Regions from separate parts of the Homo sapiens genome. Here region 1 is linked to region 2. The links are chromatin contacts, found by Hi-C or POLR2A ChIA-PET in ENCODE. All regions are on one chromosome and are shown on one strand. The core of a region is the stretch at or near the end of the contact, and the rest is flanking DNA. Distances in the headings are between cores, read along the strand shown.

Region 1 (2,737 bases), core at 133-2,632, 200 kb before region 2:
CTTTTTTTTGAGTCACAGTTTCACTCCTGTTGCCCAGGCTGGAGTGCAACGGTGCAACCTTGGCTCACCACGACCTCCGCCTCCCGGATTCAAGCAATTCTCCTGCCTCAGCCTCCTGAGTAGCTGGGATTACAGGTGCCTGCCACCACGCCCGGCTAATTTTTGTATTTTTAGTAGAGATGAGTTTTCACCGTATTGGCCAGGCTGGTCTCGAACTCCTGACCTCAGGTGATCTGCTTGCCTCGCCCTCCCAAAGTGCTGGGATTACAGGTGTGAGTTACTGCGCCCGGCCCCCACCCTTTACTCTTTTTCAGTGTAGATTTCCTAGGAACATAGTCTTTCTCTTCCATGACCACAGTACAATGATCATAATCAGGGAATGTAACATTGATACAATACTGTTCCCCAACCCACAATCTGTTTTTGTATTTTTAAAGCCTCGCTTAAAAAGCAGGTGTGGGACAAAGATGATAAATGTACATCATAGCCTAATTAGGCCACTTGTTCACCTGGTGACCTCCCCACTGGAGTCATTCTTCAAAGCCCAGCTCTAACAAGGCACCCCTGCAAGCCTGTGCAGGCTGCTGTCCCCACCTGGCAGAAATAATTCTCTGCCAGGTAGCTCTCTGTGTGTGCCCCGGTTATAGCCCTTCATGTTATATAGCAACAATTTACTCTCTGGCTCCGCAGTGGACTATGAGCTTCTCTGGGTTTCCAGGGCCTAGTTGGGTAGCTGACAGATAATTGATGCTTAGGAGATGTTTGTTAAAAAATGGATGGGCAAATAGACAAATGGAAGCCTCTGGTGGGCTGAACTTGATAAAGAGGTATTTTCTTAAAAAATATATATATATATATTCGATGAAAGTTCAGAGATACACAATACAGTGGGTGAAATTATAAGTTCTTCTTAGGAACATCTTAGGGCAAGGAAGACATTGTGTATGGGATCTTGGCTCATGCCTCACTGCCACTCCCTCAAACTTTTGTCTCCTCCCTCTACGCCAAAGCATAGTAACTGCTGAAAGAATACAGTTATGCGCAGGAAGCGTGTATAGACTAGACTCCCTGAAGAGCTGGTGCCTGTGAGCATAAGAAACGCAGCCCGGGATTGCAGCACTTGGCAGCCCTGGGCTTTCCATCATTCCTGCCACGTTCACATGCAGTAACTTTCCGTGCCGGCTCTGAGCTGCTAGTGGGAGGCGGAGCTCCGGGCTGTCCCCCTCTCCCCAGCAGCCATCAGCGCCAGGGTGCCCGGCAACTGTGCCTTGGACTAACCCGAAAAGCCACACATCCCAGACCTGGGAGCACTCCAGCCAAACGAGTTTGTGGCAGAACCTGGTAACTTCCAGAGCCTTTGAACTGGAGTGTGGAGCTTACTGCTTTCCCAAACACTTCTCCTGGAAGATACTGTCACCAGCCAGCCCCTTGGTCCCAGCTGCTGCTCCCTCCCAGGTCCATGCTGGTGCAAGTGTCACAAAACAGACAGTAATTGAGTTCAGCCTTTATTGAGCAGCTACTCTGTGGCAGGTACTACCCTAGATTTGGACATTACCATGTTACTTAATTTTTATTTTCATTTAAAAATACGTACCATTTGCTGCATGCCAGACACTGTTCTAACCACTTAACACATAAGAACTCATTTGATCCTCATGACGGCCTATGAAGTAGGTTCTATTATGATTTCAATTTTTTGGATGTGGAAACTGAAGCACAGAGAGATTAAGTCACTTAAGGGATGAGATGTGGTCCCTGTCCTTATTTGAGCTAATACCATGAGGTCTTTTTCCCTTTCACATTTTCTATGTTATTTTCACTTACTTTCCATTTGATGGTTATCTCAAAAATATTATTCAGATCCATCTGTAAATATGCATTAATACTTACTGTGCACCAGATATCCTGGGACTCCAAAGAAGTCTAAAGTAGATTCCTCACTCTAAAGCAACAGAGTTTGGTTAGGGTAACGAAGCATCTATACTTTAGCTACAAAAGGAGATAGTGAGAGATGCTGACCGTGGGACCTTCAGGAGTTGAAGGGACAGGAAGAATCTTAGGGGCAGGAATGACTGGGGAAGACGTCAGAGAAGGTGGATGGAGCTCTTGGAAACCTGAATAAATGAACAGAGAGAATCAGCCTAGTGAACTACGGCTGTCTGTCCATTGAGGCCTGCAAAAGCAGGCAAAGATGCGGTACACCTTCTGCAGAAAGTGCCTCAAACAATGCCTGTGGTTCTGGATCTTAAAAGCATAAAGCCCTGAAATCTTGAGTGGTTTGGTGGACCTCACAGCTCCTGAGCCACAGTGAAGTGGTCAAGATGGATGATCCTTGTGTGATAATACATTATGACTCATTATGATAAAGTGGCAATACAGAAAATGTGGGGACCAACTTGTAGGCAGAACTCCCGCTTGTATGCAGACAGATTTCAATGCTATGAGATGAGGGGAAGGAGGGAAGCAGCTAATGTGTTTAGTGTTACAGGATTACTACTAAATTTCTCAGTTGACTTATATGTTATGATATTCTTATGCAATAAAATTTTAAAAGATTTTAGGAAACAAAGCAAAACAAAATTTCCTCAGCCCTGATGATTATGAACTGACGTAAAAGGCATCATCATGATACATCATCTGTGACTATGGGTTGCCATATTTGTAGCCCCAAGATAGTTTGTCCCCAAATTGTTCAAATGCAGCTGAGGTGGCTGCTGACAGTGCATAAAACTAAATT
Region 2 (2,888 bases), core at 106-2,605:
GGAGTTACACTATCACCCTTCAGTCCCAGGCCTGAAATTGACTGGACGGGATATGAAGAAATAGAGGAGAACAAGGTGGCCAGGGAAAATAAAGGCAGATATGGGCAGGTTCTGTGGAAATAGTTTCAGGCTATACAGCTTTGGTCCTTCTCTGTGAGATTGGCCTTCTCCATTACTGTTTTTATAGATCACATCTTTAACATGACTACATAGCAAGGGATTCTGTATTAAGAATAGACCACCTTGGCTGGGCGCGGTGGCTCATGCCCATAATCCCAGCACTGTGGGAGGCTGAGGCGGGCAGATCACTTGAGGTCAGGAATTCCAGACCAGCCTAAACATGGTGAAACCCCATCTCTACTAATAATACAAAAGTTAGCCAGGCATGGTGACACACACCTGTAATCCCAGCTGCTCAGGAGTCTGGAGTCAGGAGAATCGCTTGAACCCAGGAGGTGGAGGTTGCAGTGAGCAGAGATCGCGCCAACTGTCCTCCAGCCTGGGTGACAGAGCGAGACTCTGTCTCAAAAGAAAAAAAATAGACCACCTCTCTTTGACTGTGTGAGCTAGAAAGTGAGGGTAAGGAAGGGTAGACTTGAAGGTAGAACCACAGCAAAGTTCCTTCCCCCATCCTCTGTATTCCCCCTTCCAGTTTTTTCTTCCCCTTTTCTTATTTCTTTCTTGCTCTCCTCTTTCAGCCCTTCAGGATTTCCCTGCTACTTGGGTTCTTGTCTTGAAACTTCCTTACACTTTTACTGTTTTTTTTTTACTTCCCTTTTTCTTAATCTTCATCTCTTTCCTCAATTTTCTTTCCTTATCTTCCCTACCCTTCTTATTATCTTTCTTGTTTGTCCATGTAATTTCTTCTCCCTGTTTACCACCTCTGACCTTCTTGTATTTCCTTTCGCTCCCTCCCTATTACTCCTTCCTTTTTCTTGTCCTTCAGTTTAATTATTTCAAACACATCACACATAAGGCCTGTCATTCCCTTGATTTCTAATTTATCTTTTCAACCTCTAATAAATTTAACACAGAGAATAGTTTCCCCATTCACTTTGCTCCCCATCTACTCAGATCTATCAACTTCTCTGATGGTTATTTGAAAGTTTAGTACTTAAAAATGTGTCAGATTAAAACTTGTTTAGAAACAGCCAGCTAGCTGGAGATGAAAAATATATAAGAGCTTATTTGCAAGGTGGTTAATACATGTATAAATACTACAGAGTTGACTGTATATAGGTATGTTGTAGATACATTAAGCTATTCTGTTCTCTGCTTCATCTCTTAGATTGGTGGAACGAGAATGCCTACACGCAGCCACAGGAATCCAGTTTCCATGGAAACCAAAAGCAGTTGCTTGCCTGCTCAGCAAGTTGAAACTGAAGGAGTGGCTCCACATAAAAGAAAAATAACTTGAGGACTGTACCATGGAAAACTAAATTTAAAAAAACAGTTATAACAGTGTTTAATTTAGATAAGTTTGAGGGAAAATAATCAGTAGGCAAGAGGAACATTTTTCCTGTAGTAGCTAGAGTGCCTTGAAAAAATGTGTTGGCTATGTGAAGGAATATTTCAACTAAAATGGAATGGTATGCTTTTCACCCTTGAAGTTTGAGGAGGATCTTGATATGTTTTAACATTATCATGGCAGGGAAATATATAAAGAAGAAAAATATTTTTACATTAAACCTTTTCTAAAAATTGTAAATAGAAAAATAATTTGGTTTTTTATCAAGAACAACACTTATCGTTATGTATTGTGTTAGTTATATTGCCAGTCTGTTGCGACTGACTCAAAAAGTTAAATGTTGCCACTGCTGAAGATGATTATGAGCATCGCAAACTTTGTTTCTGACCCATTTTGACAGTTTTTATATACTCCTTTAAAATGATGAATGTTACAGGTTAATAAAGTTAATACCTTTAAAAACTTGGTGAAATTCCATTACAGAAGCCAAAAATAAAAACTCCCTGCCTCTGAAAAGTCAGATTACTGACTTCTTGTTTGGCAACCATCAGTTTGTTTAATAAAAGAAAAAATTTGGTGGTATAACATGTTTGATGACAGATGCCTCTATCTCTAGATTCAAGCTGAGTGTTGAAATACACTGCTGAAAGCAAAGAGATAGGTATGTTTTCCAGAAAAAAAGTCAGTGTCATTGCTCCAGATGACAAGGTTAATGTGGTAAAGCATAAGCTTTTTTTTTTTTTTGAGATGGAGTCTCGCTCTGTTGCCCAGGCTGGAGTGCAGTGGCATGATCTCAGCTCACCACAACATCCACCTCCTGGATTAAAGCGATTCTCCTGCCTCATCCTCCCGAGTAGCTGGGACTACAGGCACCTACCACCAGGCTTGGCTAATTTTTTTTTGTATTTTTAGTAGAGACAGGGTGTTACCATGTTGGCCGGGCTGGTCTCAAACTCCTGACCTTGTGATCCGCCTGCCTTGGCCTCCCAAAGTGCTGGGATTACAGGGGTAAGCCACCGTGCCTGGCCAGCATAAGCTATTTTTATCCTCATCTATACTGATTGATTTAAATTTTCCGGGCCTGCAGATGAATTTGGAAAAGGGCATAATCAACTGATGTTGCTGTAGCAAATTTGGACTTAAGAAACTACAGACAGGGCCGGGCGTGGTGGCTCACACCTGTAATTCCAGCACTTCGCAAGGCCGAGGCGGGAGAATCACTTGAGTCCAGGGGTTGGAGACCAGTCTGGGCAACACAGACCTCATCTCTACAAATAAAAAAGTTAGCCGGGTGTGGTGGGGTGTGCCTGTAGTCCCAGCTACTCAAAAGGCTGAGGCAGAAGAATTGCTTGAGCCCAAGAAGTCAAGGCTACAGTGAGTTGTGATCGCACCACAGAACTCAGCTTGAGTATCAGAGTGT

The links. A loop is a pair of places that touch in the nucleus more often than their neighbours do. ChIA-PET counts read pairs that join two places held with the same protein, here RNA polymerase II (POLR2A).
Region 1: a map of CD4-positive, alpha-beta memory T cell shows a loop between it and region 2 (8-fold over the local background). The contact joins two enhancer-like sites. A Hi-C loop is called at or near these places in 1 of 168 maps with a recorded cell type or tissue (CD4-positive, alpha-beta memory T cell). POLR2A ChIA-PET finds 5 or more read pairs at or near these places in 1 of 52 experiments (activated naive CD4-positive, alpha-beta T cell).

The regions. Positions count from the first base shown.
Region 1 is chr15:60,619,321-60,622,057 of GRCh38, reverse strand. All of the region lies in intron 2 of RORA (RAR related orphan receptor A), which reads left to right. All of the region lies in intron 5 of RORA-AS1 (RORA antisense RNA 1), which reads right to left. Among named protein-coding and RNA genes, the nearest start is that of RORA-AS2, 61 kb to the left of the region's middle. RefSeq lists an enhancer at 1,257-1,757. Within about 2 kb of position 1,382, at least 2 of the 41 ENCODE cell types and tissues checked have a DNase peak (open chromatin) inside an H3K27ac peak, as active enhancers do.
Region 2 is chr15:60,422,163-60,425,050 of GRCh38, reverse strand. It overlaps ICE2 (interactor of little elongation complex ELL subunit 2), which reads left to right. Exons shown (of 16, transcript NM_024611.6): 16 at 1,289-2,888. The coding sequence ends at 1,417. Among named protein-coding and RNA genes, the nearest start is that of ANXA2, 26 kb to the right of the region's middle. Within about 2 kb of position 1,355, at least 5 of the 41 ENCODE cell types and tissues checked have a DNase peak (open chromatin) inside an H3K27ac peak, as active enhancers do.